Regions from separate parts of the Homo sapiens genome. Here region 1 is linked to region 2. Evidence: chromatin loops called from intact Hi-C (ENCODE). Cell type or tissue: Panc1. All regions are shown on one strand. Each heading gives the region's core, and the rest is flanking DNA. Links, peaks and the distances in the headings are about the cores only.

The links. A loop is a pair of places that touch in the nucleus more often than their neighbours do. Peaks named below come from ENCODE experiments on the same cell type or tissue, not always from the same donor. Only the 100,000 strongest peaks of a DNase experiment are listed, where the experiment ranks them.
Region 1: it touches region 2 in a loop (7-fold over the local background); 76 of 110 quality-filtered maps call a loop at or near these places.

The regions. Positions count from the first base shown.
Region 1 is chr9:98,846,779-98,851,175 of GRCh38, forward strand. GALNT12 (polypeptide N-acetylgalactosaminyltransferase 12) reads left to right here. Exons shown (of 10, transcript NM_024642.5): 10 at 2,174-3,303. The coding sequence ends at 2,314. Among named protein-coding and RNA genes, the nearest start is that of GALNT12, 41 kb to the left of the region's middle. RefSeq lists an enhancer at 1,869-2,163. In Panc1, for the core only: CTCF peaks have their summits at 1,955 (motif pointing right) and 2,162; a DNase peak (open chromatin) is centred at 1,913; H3K4me3 peaks cover 416 bases.
Region 2 is chr9:99,138,820-99,143,216 of GRCh38, forward strand. It overlaps TGFBR1 (transforming growth factor beta receptor 1), which reads left to right. Exons shown (of 9, transcript NM_004612.4): 5 at 3,717-3,884. Among named protein-coding and RNA genes, the nearest start is that of TGFBR1, 36 kb to the left of the region's middle. In Panc1, for the core only: CTCF peaks have their summits at 2,088 (motif pointing left) and 2,290; a DNase peak (open chromatin) is centred at 2,072.

The DNA.
Region 1 (4,397 bases), core at 253-4,252, 290 kb before region 2:
ACCGGAAGGCGGAGGTTGCAGTCAGCCGAAATCATGCCACTGCACTGTAGCCTGGGAGACAGAGCGAGACTCCGTCTCAAAAAAAAAAAAAAAAAAAGGTGCAATAATAGCAGACTTACTTTACTGAGGATTAGATGCATAGCCAGAAATATTCTTTGGAAACTATAAAGCTCGATAGAGATTAGTTGTTGCTTGTGGTATTATAACCAAGAAAACACCTCTGATAGAGTAGTCTCCCTGGATAGTCACAGTTGATTTGAAACTGAGGGTTACCTCAGACCTGAGGGTGCTGGCCCCACCACACTTGCAGTCAGCTTGCATCAGGACTTGTAAATCGATCATATCCTTTGACTCACTAAAAAGCATGTGAGGGAATAAATCCAAAGAAAATCATTTGAAAGAAAAAAATTCATTGTTTTTTATCTCCCTGGGCAGCTTTCACTCCCAATATACTGCTTATAAATGGGTTTATTCTAAAGATGATTAAAAGCTGGAATATGTTTTCCTGCAGAAAAATGTTGTCACTAGCAATGACATTTGCAGGCTGCCCAGAAAAGCCACACACCATGGTGTTACCTATTGAATACAGGAAAATAAGAAGGAAAAATACTTCTGCACACCCCAGACGTCTCTGATCTTCTTGAATGTCCTCCTCTTCCCATCTTTCTCCCAACCAGAAGCCATTGTAAGCCCTCAAGGAATGGTAGTGGACACTAGAAACAATAAAATCAGTTTGACATATCAAAAATTTTATCTTAAATTTCAGTGACCATTTAAGGAAAAGGAAGTTTGTTCAGGAGGCTGGGAAGAAGGATACTGAATTGGATTTTTTACCTTTCTTCAGGACGCTTAATACTTTGATTCATATGTGAAAAGGATACAGCTTGATTTATTATATTTCATCAGTCATGCCCTAAATATATATATATAAAACAAATATATATTGAACAGAAACATATGTGAATTCTGAAGGAAATGTCCCCACTTATATTCACTAGACCATAATAGAAAGCTTAGTTCTTAGGGCTGGATCTTTTTTTTTTTTTTTTTTTTTTGAGACGGAGCCTTGCTCCACCAAGGCTGGAGTGCAGGGGTGCAATCTCAGCTCACTGCAACCTCTGCCTCCTGGGTTCAAGCGATTCTCCTGTCTCAGTCTCCTGAGTAGCTGGGACTACAGGCGCCCGCCACCACGCCCAGCTAATTTTTTGTATTTTTAGTAGAGATGGAGTTTTGCCATGTTGGCCAGGCTGGTCTTGAGCTCTTTGGCCTCAAGTGATCCACCTGCCTCAGCCTCTCAAAGTGCTGCGATTACAGGCGTGAGCTACTGTGCCCAGCCTTGTATTTTCTTATGTAGGCCTAAAAACCTCTGAAATGTCATTTCTTGGATTCTACAAAACATGAGTTTGGATTTTTTTGAATGAAAAAAGTTCCATTTAGTGAACAGCACATCACAAAGGTTTTTCACTGATGTTGTTATTCACTCTGCCTGTTTGCTGCTCAGCCATGATTAAGTTCGTTGCATACAGCTTATAACAGAGAGGCAGAGGGAAAAGATAAACACCAGGCCTGAGAGAGAGACTTGCTGAGATAATTGAGCAAGGGCTGGCAGAAAGGAGAGAAGCAGGAGGTCATTAAAGAAGACCATCGTCTTTGGGGTTTGGGAATTGGCACAAGGCATATAACCCACTGATTCTCTGATGTGTGACAGGTGAGTAGCTCAGGCCAAGTGACTGGCTTCCTCATCCATCTGGTCTGTGGCTGAGCTGGGACTACAGCCAAGTTTCCACACTCTGTTTAAATACCTAAGAGAAAGAGATCACCCTGCACGGAATGAGTTGACCTAAGAGGAGTGAAAGAGATAAACAAAGGATCTTTGTTCCTGATTTCCCTGAAGGAAGCCAAATGCAATAGGGAGATGTAGGGTATGACACATGCCCAGAGCAGCCAGCAGGTGGCACCATCGGTCCTGTGAGAGGCAAGCGGGACGCAGCCTGTACAAGCCTGGTGCTGTGTCCCCGGGACAGTCCTGAGTTGCTGCGTTACACGGAAGACACTTACCCCTCAATAAATATTTCTGAAATGGTAAAAATCAGACCCTGATCTCTTTAAAACATGTCTTTAGGAAAAAGAGACTTTTCTGATGACTTGCCTGTCATTCTGTTATCTTTTGTAGGATGGATCTTTATTTCACGAACAGTCCAAGAAATGTGTCCAGGCTGCGAGGAAGGAGTCGAGTGACAGTTTCGTTCCACTCTTACGAGACTGCACCAACTCGGATCATCAGAAATGGTTCTTCAAAGAGCGCATGTTATGAAGCCTCGTGTATCAAGGAGCCCATCGAAGGAGACTGTGGAGCCAGGACTCTGCCCAACAAAGACTTAGCTAAGCAGTGACCAGAACCCACCAAAAACTAGGCTGCATTGCTTTGAAGAGGCAATCATTTTGCCATTTGTGAAAGTTGTGTTGGATTTAGTAAAAATGTGAATAAGCTTTGTACTTATTTTGAGAACTTTTTAAATGTTCCAAAATACCCTATTTTCAAAGGGTAATCGTAAGATGTTAACCCTTGGTATTTAGAAAATTAAAACCTTATAATATTTTTCTATCAAGATGTATATTTTACAGTCGTGCCTTTTACTCTCATTAGCAAAAAAGATAAAGATTTTATTTTGGTATTTACAAGAATTCCCAGGTACGAAGATATCTGCATGGGTGGAAATCAGGTTCAAGCAACGTACTTTGCATTAACTGATAATACCTCAGCTGCGGGGTTAAAGTTTTCCCAGTATAGAGAGACTGTCACTAGGAACATTGTATTGATTTATTCAGGTCATTGAGATCTTCTAGATGTATTTTAAAAAGAATGCTTTTTGGTTATGTGTTGCTACCACAGTTAACACTCCATAATGTTCATGTCAGCCAAAGAGGACTAACCAAAGCTGAAATCTCAGAGAACAATTTGCTTTACTAAGCTGAGTCAACTTGAGAGCGAACTTCTAACAATGCCGCACTGTAGTGTGGCTGGTTCTACCACTATGACTTTAAAACATGTTTATATCATTTTTAATTTTTATGATACGGTAGTGTCAGGGAGAAATGTAATGTTCTATATGAAATTCCTTTTTCAAGTTTGTTCATTAATAACAGTTATTAATTTAAATCAGCGTTAGAGTTTGTGCTGCTGCAACTGCTGTGAAAATTTCTCTGAGTAATTCTGATTTGTGAATGATCCCAGACCAACCCTGAGATTTTGTCAACCTGATTAAGTCAATATGAATGATTAAAAAGATGTGAGAACACTGACTGCAGATCTTTTTGTACTGTAAACCAAAAATAAAATTCTAGGGCCGGGTGCGGTGGCTCACGCCTATACTCCTAGCACTTTGGGAGGGCAAGGAGGGCAGATCACTTGAGGTCAGGAGTTCGAGACCAGCCTGGTCAACATGGCGAAACCCCGTCTCTATTAAAAATACAAAAATTAGCTGGACGTGGTGGCATGCGCCTGTAATCCCAGCTACTCCGGAGGCTGAGGCAGAAGAGTCTCCTGAACCCAGGAGGCGGAGGTTGCAGTGAGCCAAGATCGCGCCACTCTACTCCAGCCTGGGCGACAGAGCCAGACTTTGCCTCAAAAAATAAAAAATAAAATTCTGGGGTCCCCCATCTGATTGAATGGACTCCTCTCTTGGCCAAGAAGATCCCAAAAAAACCTGAACCTAGTTCAGAACTGAAAAACTAGTTCAGGCCATGATGAGAAGGGAGCAGTATCCAGACAAGCCTCATTACCCTCTCCTCCCTTTGGAGTTTAAAGACAACTGACTGGCATTCACGTTAAAACAGATCTCTTAAGATGGACCAAACAGACTCTTTGTAGCAACACATACCAAATTCCAACCTGACTGGTATAACATCCTATGACCCTGAAGGAAATCCAAGTATTTTGCCACAAAATATATTTCTTTAACATATTCTGAAATGGCCCTGCAAAGCTGTCTCTTGCGGGGGAAATTTACATTCTGTAGAGAATCTCCTTCCCTAACTAGGTCTTTTCAGGAGAGTCTGACACTTTTTAAGGTCTGATAAGAGACCTTCACATCTATTTTCTCTGAAGCCTGCTACCTGGAGCTTCATCTACATAAGAACCTTGGCTTCCACCCACCATCCCCCCCACCCCACCCCACCCCACCCCACCCCTTACTTAGTTCAGCTGACTTGGACTCTTCAGGCAGAGCTTAACTCTTTCAACCAATTGCCAATCAGGAAATCTTCGCATTCGCGTGTGACCTGGAAGCCCCGCCCCCCGCCCCCTTCTTTAAGATGTCCCGCCTTTCCAGGCCAAACCAAGTTATGTCTGCCTGTAACTTCTGTTTCCCTAAGATGTGTAAAATCAAGCTGTAACC
Region 2 (4,397 bases), core at 262-4,261:
ATGGAATCTCGCTCTGTAGCCAGGCTGGAGTACAGTGGTGCAATCTCGGCTCACTGCAGCTTCTGCCTCCTGGGTTCAAGTGGTTCTCCTGCCTCAGCTTCTCGAGTAGCTGGGACTACAGGCGTGCACCACCATGCCCAGCTAATGTTTGTATTTTTAGTAGAGATGGGGTTTCACCATGTTGGCCAGGTTGGCCTCCATCTCTTGACCTCGTGATCCACCCACCTCACCCTCCCAAAGTGCTGGGATTACAGGCATGAGCCACTGTGCCCAGCCCCCACGATTCCTATTTTTACTGCCTCTGTCAGAGACTTGTGTTTCAGCTCCACTCTTGTCATCCCTACCCCTGAATCAAATGTATTTCCCAGCTTTCCTATTTAAAAAAAAAAAAAAATGCTGTCATTATCTCTTAGCTTGGCCAGACCTGTAGTCATCTTTTTCCTTCTCCCACCTTCCATTTACTTCAGCAATATTTATTTATTCAAATATTAACAGTGTTTAACCTCAGTTGGTAATTATGGGTGATTTTTATTATTTTTCTTTTAGCTTCTCTGGGTTTTCAAATTTATTTACAAGCATGTACTGCTTTTTTTTGTTATTGACTTTTATTTGTAGAAAATTTCCAATATGTAGAAAAGCAGAGTAGTTACAGTGATCCCTCATCGTCCAGCTTCAACAGTTGTCAGGTCACTGCCAATCATAATTGATGTCTGATCCCACCTACTCTGCCCTAACTGTGTTATTTGAAGCTGGTCCCAGACAATATGTTTTCATCTGTAAACACTTATAAAATGTAATTTGTATCTTCAAATGATGAGGAAATGTTTTTATGAAACAACCACACTACCATTGTCAGTTTTTTAAATGTTATCAAATATCCAGTTAGGTTCAATTCTATAATTGTCTCCTATTAAAAAAATTATTTATTCAAATTATGATTCTAAGTCCACAAGTTATATTTAGTTGATATTTCTCTTATGTGTCTTAAAATTTAGGTCCCCCCTTCATCTTTTTTCTCCTCTCGCAGCTTATTTGTTGAAGAAATTGGATTGTTTATCCTGAAGGGCCTATCACATTCTGGATTTTGCTGATTGCATTTCCATAGTGTCTCTTAACTTGTTCTTCTATCTTTTCTGAAAACTGGTAGTTAGATTTAGAAGCTAAACCTAATTGGAGTTTTATTGGTTTTCTCAAAATACATACTAAGGATATTATATACATCCTATTGCATCATATGTGGAGGTGTATAGTGTTTGATTAAGACGGGGCAGTGAGGTATATGATGAATGTAGGTAGCGATTATCAGTGGCACCTGACAATGTAATACCTCTTAAGTTAAAAACAAAACAGGCCGGGCACAGTGGCTCACGCCTGTAATCCCAGCACTTTGGGAAGCCAAGGTGGGTGGATCACGAGGTCAAGAGTTCAAGACCAGCCTGGCTGGCCAAGATGATGAAACCCCATCTCTACTAAAAATACAAAAAAATTAGCCAGGCATGATGGCAGGTGCCTATAATCCCAGCTACTTGGGAAGCTAAGGCAGAGAATTGCTTGAACCTGGGAGGTGGAGGTTGCAGTCAGAGCTGAGATCGCACCACTGCACTCCAGCCTGGGCGACACAGGGAGACTCTGTCTCAAAAAAAAAACAACAACAAAACAAAACAAAACAAAAAATAGTAATCAGTCTGACCAAATCCTTAGTTCTCATTTTCGTTTCTGCCTTTATCACCATTTATTTCCTCCCCCAACTCTTAAAACAACCTTTTCTTTATTTACTGTGTTTGATGACCCTAGACTTTCCTTGTTCCTTCTTACTTCTTCATAGTTGTCTTTGTTTTCTCAACTCTTACTCTTCTCACTGGTTCATATGAAGGTACTGATTTTATAAGTGGTAATTTCTTCCTTAAGAACATAGCCACATTCATGGTTTCAAACTCTACCATGTTGGCAACTCTCAAATCTCCATTTGAAAGCTTAAACCTCACCCAGGGTCTGGATTTTGTCACATTCCAAGTTACAAACACAGCAGCACAAAATGTTGGTGAGTCTGTGCCCTGAACTTCTAACCAGGCTGATGCTGTCATCTGGTGGTCACCATGGGAACTAGCTGACCCTACTGGCTCTTCCCTACTCCCCTTCTTTCTTCTTTGTCAGGGGTTAATGTACTTTCTCTGAGCCTAGCCCCTCCACCTCAGTTCCTTTATCTTCTCCTGATTTAGTTAATTCCACCCCCGGCAGCCCTTTATATTTATGGCCCCTTACATATAACCTTCCTTCTATCTTGTCCATAACCTGTGGTTTCCCTTTCTTCCATCTGCCTGTCTTCCACTTTGTTTCTTGTATTTGTGAGCTTTTCAAAATTCAGTAATGGTTAAGAGGCATGCAAATAAGCTAGTGATGTGCCTATATCAAGGAAAAGCAAGGGTGCGAGTTTGGTCAGAATCAGTTTATAAAGTTCATGAAGAACAAATTAATACTAAGTCCTTTTAAATGTACCCAGAAATCTCCTCCAGAATCTTCTGAAAAGTTTCTATTCCTTTCTTAATCTCTTCTAATCAGAGTTGGTTTTCTTCTTCAACCAAATACCTTCAAAATAGAAGCTGTTTCATGTCAATATGGATTTTTTCTTTTGGTTTACAACCAGCAGGGAAAGAAAGAGCACAGTTTATGTACTTCTTACCTAAAGAATCTAGCATTCCGTTTTTTAAATCTTAACAGTCTTACAAAGTAAGACTTTATTCTTGTATAAAAGGAGAAACAGGCTCCTTGTCAGTAACAGGCAGGCCGTGGATTCCAACCAGGTTAGAATGACTCTAAGCGTCCATCTTTTACTGGATTGTGCTGTCTCCTAATGTTGTAATGCTTTTTTTCTTCATGGCTTAATTAAGCATGTGGTTTTCCAGCTACTTCTAGGTTAAATTAGATTGTCGTGGACCAGTCTAGCTTAGGAGCCTAGCTAGTGTCTTTACCATTATTCCTATGAGAAAACATGTTTTAAACTCGTGTTTTGGCTTACAGAGGAAATTTTGGAACCCACGTTCCTCGTTGTTTGAGTTTAGTCCCAGCTTTTCCAGTTTTGCTCCTGACATTTCAGTTCCTATTTCAGCTTCCCCATGTGTTAGAGGTATCACTATTTCTGTTTTTCTAAGCTAGCAACCTTGGAATCATAATCATCTTGTCTTGCGTCTTTGTGAACTGTGTACACAATCTGTCACTAAAGCTTGTCATTTCTTGTTGAAACTCACTTTCAGTTTTGTCCCATACTCTTCCATTCCCACTGTGGCCACACTGGTCTCCGGAGACTTCTCACCTCCTTGCTTCCCTCTCTGTTCCTTCCTTTTTTTTAACCTTCTCTCCTTCCAGGAACAGCCACTGAGCACCCAACCCGACCCAGAGATTTTTCTAGGCACTTAAGAGTGCCAGCTCTGATACCAATTATCTGTGAAGACTCAAAAAAGTCACCATCTTTGTCTCTTAAATGGGATTAATTATACTTGCCTTATCTCAAGAAGAGGGGCTTACTCTGAGGAACTAAAGGATGTGTACATAAAAGTATAAAACAAACAATGTAGAAGAAAATGTGAAGGAAATACAGACTTAAGGTGGCATTATATTGCAGTGTGTGACTCAGGATTGAGAGTAAAAAGTAATAACCATTGAACAAATAAATCATAAATGGTCTGCAGCCCAACCGAAATGTTAATTCTGTTTTACAGACAATGGTACTTGGACTCAGCTCTGGTTGGTGTCAGATTATCATGAGCATGGATCCCTTTTTGATTACTTAAACAGATACACAGTTACTGTGGAAGGAATGATAAAACTTGCTCTGTCCACGGCGAGCGGTCTTGCCCATCTTCACATGGAGATTGTTGGTACCCAAGGTAATTCTATAAGCAGTTCTATTATTTAAGCTTTAAATTTTCATGAATAATGTCTATGAAAATAGAAGGTGGAGGCTGGGCCTGGTGGCTCATGCCTATAATCCCAGCACTTTGGGAGGCTGAGGTGGGCAGATCGCCCGATCTCAGGAGTTCATGGCCAGCCTGGGCAACATGACAAAACCGCATCTCTACCAACATACAAAAAATTAGTCGGGCATGGTGGCATGCACCTGTAGTCCCAGCTACTCAGGGGGCTGAGGTAGGAGGATTACCTGAGCCTGGGAGGTCGAAGCTGCAGTGAGCAGACATCATGCCACTGCACTCCCAGCTGAGTAATAGAGAGAGACCCTGTCTCAGAAAAAAAAACAAAAACAAAAACAGTAGGTGGCCTAACTGGAGATATTTAAAACAAATTTTTTAGATGAGAACATTTTATCTTTCAGTTCAAAATTTCAGGTAGAGCTAGGAATCTGGAAATTTGTTTAGAGATTCTCTAGTCGTTGTAACAAAACT